2 separate regions of the Homo sapiens genome follow, and region 2 is linked to region 1. A link is a contact called in ENCODE Hi-C or POLR2A ChIA-PET data. All regions are on one chromosome and are shown on one strand. The core of a region is the stretch at or near the end of the contact, and the rest is flanking DNA. Distances in the headings are between cores, read along the strand shown. Region 1 overlaps NOL11 (nucleolar protein 11). Region 2 overlaps KPNA2 (karyopherin subunit alpha 2).

Evidence for each region. Hi-C counts contacts between places; a loop is a spot of excess contacts on that map. ChIA-PET counts read pairs that join two places held with the same protein, here RNA polymerase II (POLR2A). Pooled maps may share reads with other maps.
Region 2: a loop to region 1 is called in a pooled map of psoas muscle, with 2.8 times the contacts of the local background. The contact joins two enhancer-like sites. A Hi-C loop is called at or near these places in 2 of 50 pooled maps. POLR2A ChIA-PET finds 5 or more read pairs at or near these places in 2 of 52 experiments (WTC11 and activated CD4-positive, alpha-beta T cell).

What each region holds. Positions count from the first base shown.
Region 1 is chr17:67,744,215-67,748,694 of GRCh38, forward strand. It overlaps NOL11 (nucleolar protein 11), which reads left to right. Exons shown (of 18, transcript NM_015462.5): 18 at 1-317. Among named protein-coding and RNA genes, the nearest start is that of SNORA38B, 5.8 kb to the left of the region's middle. RefSeq lists a silencer at 3,019-3,313. Within about 2 kb of position 1,602, at least 2 of the 41 ENCODE cell types and tissues checked have a DNase peak (open chromatin) inside an H3K27ac peak, as active enhancers do.
Region 2 is chr17:68,045,364-68,050,251 of GRCh38, forward strand. It overlaps KPNA2 (karyopherin subunit alpha 2), which reads left to right. Exons shown (of 11, transcript NM_002266.4): 10 at 409-558; 11 at 1,141-1,491. The coding sequence ends at 1,233. Among named protein-coding and RNA genes, the nearest start is that of KPNA2, 12 kb to the left of the region's middle. RefSeq lists a silencer at 2,877-3,077. Within about 2 kb of position 2,673, at least 2 of the 41 ENCODE cell types and tissues checked have a DNase peak (open chromatin) inside an H3K27ac peak, as active enhancers do.

The sequences.
Region 1 (4,480 bases), core at 352-2,851:
ATGTAATTTTATCAGAGTCAGAAGCTGCCCCTGCTCATTTGTTCCACAGCTCACCTTTATTTCACACATTTGCAGTGTGTCTTCTGCCACAAGCAGGGCAGAGAGGGGCCCTCACACAGGCACGTGATTGCCTCCTGCGGTCTCCCCTGTCCTTTAGGACAAATGAAAAGTTCAAGTGTGATTCTACAGCCCAGCTTTACAGAAAGAATCCTGATGGCTGAATTTACCTTGCAGTAGTGAAAAGCTGCGTTTTAGGTCAGGCACTGTATGTAAACTTTAGTCACACATGTGGCCGTTAATAAACAGGTTCTCCTCCATTGTTTTTAATCTCTCAGTAGGCCTTAATGAAAAGAAATCCCAAAGGAACAGGGTAAAGCCTCTATTAATGATGACATTCTCAGCTGGGCACGGTGACCCACGCCTGTAATCCAAGCACTTTGGGAGGCGGAAGCGGGCAGATTACTTCAGGTTAGGAGTTCAAGACCAGCTTGGACAACATGGTGAAACCCCATCTCTACCAAAAAATACAAAATTAGCTGGGCATGGTGGTGCGTTCCTATAGTCTCAGCTATTCAGGAGGTTGAGATGGGAGAATCACTTGAACCCAGGAGGCGGAGGTTGCGCTGAGCCAAGATAGCACCACTGCACTCCAGTCTGGATGACAGAGTAAGACCCTGTCTCGAAAAAAAAAAAAAATCGGCCGGGTGCGGTGGCTCACGCCTGTAATCCCAGTACTTTGGGAGGCTGAGGCGGGCAGATCACCTGAGGTCAGAAGTTCGAGACCAGCCTGACCAACATAGAGAAACCCCGTCTCTACTAAAATACAAAAAAATTAGCCAGGCATGGTGGCGCATCCCTATAATCCCAGCTACTCGGGGAGGCTAAGGCAGGAGAATCGCTTGAACCTGGGAGGTGAAGGTTGCTGTGAGCCAAGATCGCGCCATTGCACTCCAGCCTGGGCAACAAGAGTGAAACTCCTTAAAAAAAAAAAAAAAAACCATGTTCTCTTTATGTAATGGGACCTTTTGCTCAGCGGTAATACAGTACTTAGCAGAAATGAAAAATACGGTCTCCATGGTGCATATCCCCTTTTTATTTATTTCATTTATTTATTTATTTATTTATTTATTTATTTATTTATTTCTTTTTTGAGACGGAGTCTGCAAGCTCTGCTTCCCGGGTTCATGCCATTCTCCTGCCCCAGCCTCCTGGGTAGCTGGGACTAGAGGCACCTGCCACCAGGTCCGGCTAATTTGTTTTGTATTTTTAGTTGAGATGGGGCTTCACTGTGTTAGCCAGGATGGTCTTAATCTCTTGACCTCGTGATCCACCCACCTCGGCCTCCCAAAGTGCTGGGATTACAGGCATGAGCCACCGCACCCGGCCTATTTATCATTTTTTTCAGATGGAGTCTTGCTCTGCCTCCCAGGTTCAAGGAATTTTCCTGCCTCAGCCTCCCGAGTAGCTGGAATTACAGACATGCCTCACCACACCCAGCTAATTTTTGTATTTTTAGTAGAGACAGGGTTTCACCATGTTGGCCATGCTGGCCTGCAACTCCTGACCTCAGGTGATCTGCCCTTCTTGGCCTTCCAAAGTGCTGGGATTACAGGCGTGAGCCACCACGCCCGGCCCCACCTTTTTATCTTTTTTTGCTGAACCATTTAAGAATTATCTGCAGACATCCAGATAATATAAAATTATGAGTTCCTAAGCTTTTCTTTATAAGAATTTTGAGCTTTAGCGTAGTGGATTCTTATTTTATATCTAAGAACCCATAATTAAAGAGACAAGTCTCATTGATCTGTGAACTCTTAGCCAGTAAAAAGAAGATAAACAACTGAAATGCAGAGGCAGTCAGTTCATAGATTGACATTTTACTCTTCATGACTTTTGATTTAATTTTGTACTTAAAGACTGGCTTCTGCATTGAAAAATAACTTACATGGTAAGGAATCAGATACTTGACGAAATGTAACTACCACAAACAAGACTATAAACTGTATTATGGTTTTCAGAATTATATGCCATTTTAATTAGAGTAGAAAATTGTAACTGCCTTTATTTCATTTTGTTTTTGAGACAGAGCCTCACTCTCTCGCCCAGGCTGGAGTGCAGTGGTGCGATCTCAACTCACTGCAACCTCTGCTTCCCAGGTTTATGTGATTCTCATGCCTCAGCCTCCCAAGTAACTGAGATTACAGGCATATGCCACCATGCCCGGCTAATGTTTGTATTTTTAGTAGAGACAGTCTTTCCCCATGTTGGCCAAGCTGGTCTCGAACTCCTGGCCTAAAGTGAGTTAGGCCACCTGCCTCGGCCTCCCAAAGTGCTGGGATTACAGGTGTGAGCCACTGCACCCGGGCATAATTGCCTTTAAATAGTAGTTATAAATTATTTCTAGGTTACCTGCAATCTAAATTACTAAAAGTAAACTAGGATTTTAAAAAGATATGCAGACACTCTGATAGGCTGTTCTTCAAGGCAAGGACTAAGCCTAGGTCCACTGGGACATAACAGGTGTTATGGTTAGTGAATAAAGTCTTTGAATAATAGATTTTATCTAACTACAGAGTAAAATTCTGACGGTTTGCTATAGTTCCTTTTCTTGGAAAGTAAATTATCCATGTTCATCATATATAGGCAGTGTGTCTTCTTCCTCTAGGCCATATAACACTATATATCTCAGATTTATTTCTGATTATATAATATATACTACATCTATATAACAATAAAAGAATTGTTCTTTAAACTGAAGTTCCATCTAGAAAATGACTTTTGACCGGGCGCGGTGGCTCACGGCTGTAATCCCAGCACTTTGGGAGCCTGAGGTGGGCAGATCACTTGAGGTCAGGAGTTCGAGACCAGCTTGGCCAACATAGTGGAACCCTGTCTCTACTAAAAATCCAAAAATTATCCGGGCCTGTTGGCGTGCGCCTGTAATTGCAGCTACTTGGGAGGCTGAGGCGGGAGAATCATTTAACCCAGGAGGTGGAGGTTGCAGTGAGCCAAGATCGTGCCATTGTACTCCAGCCTGGGTGACAAGAGTGAAACTCTGTCTCAAAAATAAAAAAAGGAAATGACTTCCTCTTATGAACCTTATCTGTTTTCCGAAGGAAATGTGGGCTAACGGGTTATTACTACTTAACATGCGGCATTTATTTGCTTTTTGCCTCCTTAGCCTTCTTTGTAATTGTTGGTGACATCATTATGGTTGAGTTCATTCTGGATCATATATCCAGTTCTTTTTTGAACAGTTTAATCTTAAAAAAAAATTGCAAGCAAAAACAACACCCATATACCCTTCATCTAAATTTACCAATTGGTAACATTTTATCATGTTTGCTTTGCTAATCTCTGTATTTTTTCTTTCGTTCCTAAACCACTGGAGAGTTATTTGCAGACATCCAGACACTTCAGCTTAATCCCATAAATACTTCAGCTTAATCCTCTAAAACAAGGGCATCTTCTGCATGACCACAATACAACGATCAAATTCAGAAAATTTATATTAATGGAGTATTGTTCTCTAGAGTGATTACAGTCTATATTCTGATTTCCACAGTTGTCCCAGTAATGTCTTTCATAGCTGAAGGAAGGAGGAGGGGATCTTTCTGGTAGTTGCACATTGTTGCCAAAATGAAATTCTTTTTTCTTGGAAGTATCTTCCCTCTAATTCCATACTTGCCAAGCAACTGACACTGATTTACTCTCCCAGAAACACAAATACCAGGATGGGGAGGCTCTATATGAGAGGTAATTACAGTTTCCTAAATTGGCATAATCCCTGTAAATTGACAAATTGAAATTCTTGTCTAAATTTAATTTCATGTGAACCTAATTATCCTTGGCTACTTTTCATCTCTGGATGAATTCATATGCTTTGGGTTGTCAGTGCCAAATTTGTTATGCTTTGTTTAATACGTTCAGACCACAGAGCTGACAGCATCTATTTCTTCTGGTTTGTTTGGTTATACACCAGGTAAGGGATAGTTAATATACAGATGTTTTATATTACTTCAAAATGAATTTGGACCAACAGGGCACAGTGGCTCATGCCTGTAATCCAAGCACTTCGGGAGGCTGAGGCAGGGAGATCACTTAAGCTCAGGAAATGTAACTACCACAGTAGTCGGGTAACATGGGGAGACCCTGTCTCTACAAAAATTTAAAAATTAGCTGGTTGTGTTGGTACGTGCCTGTAGTCCCAGCTACTTGGGCTGACATGAGATGATCGTTTGAGCCCAGGAGGTTGAGGCTATAGTGAGCCATGTTTGTGCCACTGTACTCCAGCTTGGGTAACAAAGCAAGACCCTGTCTCAAAAAACAAAAAAAAAGGAAAGAAGTAAAATAAACTTGGGCTTGCGCAGTGGCTTACACCTGTAATCCCAGCCCTTGGGAAGGCCGAGGCAGGCAGATCACTTGAGGCCAGAAATTCGAGACCAGCCTGGCCAACATGGCGAAACTCCATCTCTACAAA
Region 2 (4,888 bases), core at 1,423-3,922, 300 kb after region 1:
GCACTCCATAGGCCATCTTTGCCCTTAGACACCTTGACTACACCTTGTGATGACATAGGATGCTTTATGAAACAATACACCCCTGTTCCCATAGCAGACCAGTTGAACTGGAATGTAGTGTTGTTTTAAAAGTTGCCCGCATGATTTTGATACATAGAAAAGGTTGGGAGCTACTACTGATTGTAAGATCTTTGGCTCCAGTTGAAGTAGTGCTAAAAGCAGGTACAGATCCAATCACATTGAGTGTCAACAAAATATAAAATGGACATAAAACTATGATAGGCTTGATGAAGGAATTGTTAGGTGCTTATTTCTGCCTGACGTATCAATATTCAAATTATTGATGTTTTCTTCATTAAAATAAAACCAGAGTATATGCCAGTAAACTTGGATTTTTTTTTTTTTTAGGCTGCTGAGAAACTAGGTGAAACTGAGAAACTTAGTATAATGATTGAAGAATGTGGAGGCTTAGACAAAATTGAAGCTCTACAAAACCATGAAAATGAGTCTGTGTATAAGGCTTCGTTAAGCTTAATTGAGAAGTATTTCTCTGTAGAGGTGAGTAATGGATGGTAATATTAATAACAACTTGGAAACATAAAGTCAAGGCCATAAGCCTTTTTTTCCCTTTTAAAAATAAGTGTCATATCTTTGTTAAATATAGTAAAATATCAGTGTGCATGGGACATAATGTACTTATTTGCCCCTCTAGTTTGGCTTGATGGTAATAAAATCTTTTTAAACTGAGATTTTAAAAGCCACCAGATTAGTTTCAAATGAACAACCTTGAGAATCTTAGAATATCTTGAGGGTAAGTTAACGGGTGTCATTGTAGGAGGTGATAGAGAAGTAGGCCAAACTCATCACCATGCTCTGGGCCTAATACAGTCTTTTCCTATTGAAAAGTGACGGTTGGGGAAGAAAAAAATCTCGGCCTGTTTGTGTTACTGTAGTAGCTAGCATTTATGAATTGGCAAAGTTTCAGAGACCCTCCCTCCTCTATGTCAAATACTATAATATCATACAGGATTAAAGGTGTAATATGCAGATCAAGACCTAGAGATTAAATACAGACTTCAGGTAGGCTGCTGCTTGGAATACTTATATCATTTTTATACTTATTTTTTAATATATTTCCAGGAAGAGGAAGATCAAAACGTTGTACCAGAAACTACCTCTGAAGGCTACACTTTCCAAGTTCAGGATGGGGCTCCTGGGACCTTTAACTTTTAGATCATGTAGCTGAGACATAAATTTGTTGTGTACTACGTTTGGTATTTTGTCTTATTGTTTCTCTACTAAGAACTCTTTCTTAAATGTGGTTTGTTACTGTAGCACTTTTTACACTGAAACTATACTTGAACAGTTCCAACTGTACATACATACTGTATGAAGCTTGTCCTCTGACTAGGTTTCTAATTTCTATGTGGAATTTCCTATCTTGCAGCATCCTGTAAATAAACATTCAAGTCCACCCTTTTCTTGACTTCACCATGCCTATGTGTTGCTTTCTAATTTGGGGCCTTTAATGTTGCTAGTGAAAGGTAACCTGTCCAAACTGATGGGATTAACCAGAGGTAGTCCTGGCTGCAGTTTTTGCAGAAGAATGAATAACATTTTCTGGAAACCCTCAGCCAGTGTCTCCTTAAGTCTCCTTGGCCAGGGAGATGGGCTAAACACCGTAAATTTAATCATAAATCTCTGCTGGAGCTACAAATGGAATTCTTTCCTCCCAAACTTCAAGGCCGAATGGGGTTCCAAGGTAAATCACGGCTGCACATGGGCCTCATCTGGGAAAGTACCCAGTTCTGTTTCGTTGATGAGGGGCATGAGGGTCCACCATGTGTCTTTTTTAAAAATGTAATTCCCAAGGGCTCCTGTACAGTGTAGGTTGATAGCCACTACTCTTTGAGATGGTGTCTCGCTCTGTCACCCAGGCGAAACCCTGTCTCTAGTAAAAATACAAAAAATTAGCTGGGATTACAGGCATGGTGGTGGGAGCCTGTAATCCCAGCTACTCAGGAGGCTGAGGCAGGAGAATCGCTTGAACTCCGGAGGCGGAGGTTGCAGTGAGCTGAGATTGCGCCACTGCACTCCAGCCTTGGTGACAAGAGCGAGACTCTTGTCTAAAAAAAAATCCCCTTTGATAATATATCTTTACCTATAACTTTAATTTTTGTATTTGTTTTTGTTGTAAGCAAGGGAGGAAAGGTAATATTCCTAATACCATTTGGCAATTATAGTAAAAACTGCTGACACTTACTTTGCTTGTTGAAATAATCTGAAAAGAGTAACATTAAAAGATGTCAGTGTTAAACATTTCACAAAGTATTCTTTCATTGCTATATTGCATTTTGGCTAAAAATAATCAGGCTACTTGATTATTTTTAGAACAAAGGAAATCAACATTCTGTTTCCTAATGTTGATTTTTTTTTTCTCTCATCAATCTGGCTGCATCATCACTGAAGAAAAAACGGGGTAATTTTTCGTTACTGTAAATCCTTATTGTTAAGATTTTTTATTTCAGCATTTGGCTGCTTTAATTGCATAACAGCAGTAAGAGCAAAGTCAGTTTTGTTCATAGGAGCCATTGGAAACCTTGTCAGATACAGGACCCAAGTTCAGAAGGCCATTAAGGCCTGGCTGCTCCTTACCCCTCTCCACCCTTGCTGGAGCTTGCCAAAACCCAGTGGACTGATTTTGGAAAGCCCTTGAAACGTGTCATTTCACTAATGGTGCTTTCTTTTGGGATTGGGCTGTTGACCTAATTTGTGATGAACAAAACCCGGCCAAATCATGCAGCCTCCCTCTAACTCCCCATGGGAAAGTGTTAGAGAAAAGTGTTTTAGCAACATCACCCATTTAAGTTTCATAACCCCAGCTAATAAAAATGATAAGAAACACCCAAGCTATCAACTAGGGTTTTTTGAGGGCAGAAGTGCAATTTAATTTTGAGCACTTGCATGTTAAATGACATGTTGGCATAGTTTGAAAGCTAATTCTAGTGTCTGAACGCTCAGTTCCTCCTAAATATTTGGGACAGTTTCATAACACTGTGTAGGAGGTGTATGCATCGAACCCTCTTAAACTGATCAGTTCGTGCGTTCCAGGCTTTTCACAATCGTAAATGTCTTTTCCCATCCTAGTTGTGGGAGGTAGCATGGTGCAGTGAAGTGGACTAGTATTTAAGAGCCAGATCTGTCTGAATTCAAATCCTGCCTCTTTATTGTGTCAGTGAAAGACCTTTTGGTGGGGCAGCTAAGTGCTGGCATAAGAAAAGTATAGATACTAATTCCTACATAATAGAAATATCCTAGATGAGTATTACGGCTATTCCAAACTTTTTGTTTTTGGGAATAGCTGTAATAACTGAAGAAACAAAGTTTCGCTGTGTTGCCCAGGCTGGTCTCAAATTCCTGGCCTCAAGCTATCCTCCTGCCTCAGCTTCCCAAAGTGCTGGGATTTGCAGGAATGAGCCACTGCACCTGGCTGCCTCCAACCTTTTAACACCAAAGATTTCTGTTTGTTCTTACATAGACTCTTGTTTTGATATATTTTACCTTCTAGGCTAAGTTGATTATTACTCTTCTTTTTTTTTCCCCCTTATCAGTCAGATACACATAACATAAGATGACCATACTGGATTGTTCATATACTTAATGATGGGATTCTACCGAAAAGTCAGATGTTTTGTCAGCCTTTAGGTCTTTTAGGGGCTTGGCATAGCTTTCTGAACAGTGGAACTGGCTCAAGGAGGGCCCACTGTGACTAAGTTCCTAGACTGGCTGTTAGCCTTTGCAGTATCTCAGTGAGAGGTCCAGCTGTCTTCCTGTGCCCACTGGTTCCCTTTCTCTTAATTCTATTGGACGTAATAATTGGAGCACCTCCTCCCCTAACTTCTCATTGGCCATGAGAACAGGACTGAACCACCCAAGTCCAACTTGGTGATGGAAGCTTGTCAGTATCAATACCTGATAGGCCCCTAATACTAGTGTTAATGAAGTTTCTTTAATGAGCAAACACTTGACTGTTGAGACAGCCACCACAAAGCCATATTTTCTACTATGAAGAAACTCATGTTTAGAACTTGAACAAGTTTAGGCAGAAATATTGGAAGCTTATCCATAAAAACAAGGGAATATGAGGAAAGATTGGATGAATGAGAAAACTTTGAATCAATTCAAAATTAAAATTAATGGTCAAAGGATGATATCCAGAAGGCATCTCCCGATTGTGGCTGCAAAAATACATATTTTAAAAGCAAAACTGTTGAAATAGAGGAGAAATGTAGAAAAACATGTACGAATGAGATGGTCTTTTTCTTTTTTTTTGAGATGGAGTTTTGCTCTCGTTGCCCAGGCTAGAGTGCAATGGTGTGATCTCAGCTCACTGCAACCTCCGCCTCCCAGGTTCAGGAGATTCTCCCGACTCAGCTTCCCGAGTAGCCAGGATTACAGACATGCACCACCACACCAGGCTAATTTTGTATTTTTAGTAGAGATGGGGTTTCTCCATGTTGGTCAGGGTGGTCTCAAACTCCCGACCTCAGGTGATCCGCCTGCCTGGGCCTCCCAAAGTGCTGGGATTACAGACATGAGACACCACGCCTGGCCAAGATGGTCTCTTTCAACCCTTTGTCTTAGACTAAAGTTGTAGGTGACCAATGACTGTCACCCTACTCTGTTCTTGCCCATCCTTTCAACCAACATCTCAGCCACTCAGCAAAGATTAACTTGGGGAACACAAAACTAATTCATTTTCCTTACTTTCTCTCCCTTTCCCTTCCCTTTCCCATCCCTTTCCCTTCCCTTCCCTTTCTTTCTCCCTTCCTTCCTTCTTCTCTTTCTCTCTCTCACTCTTTCTTTTTCTCTCCCTCTCTCCCCTCCC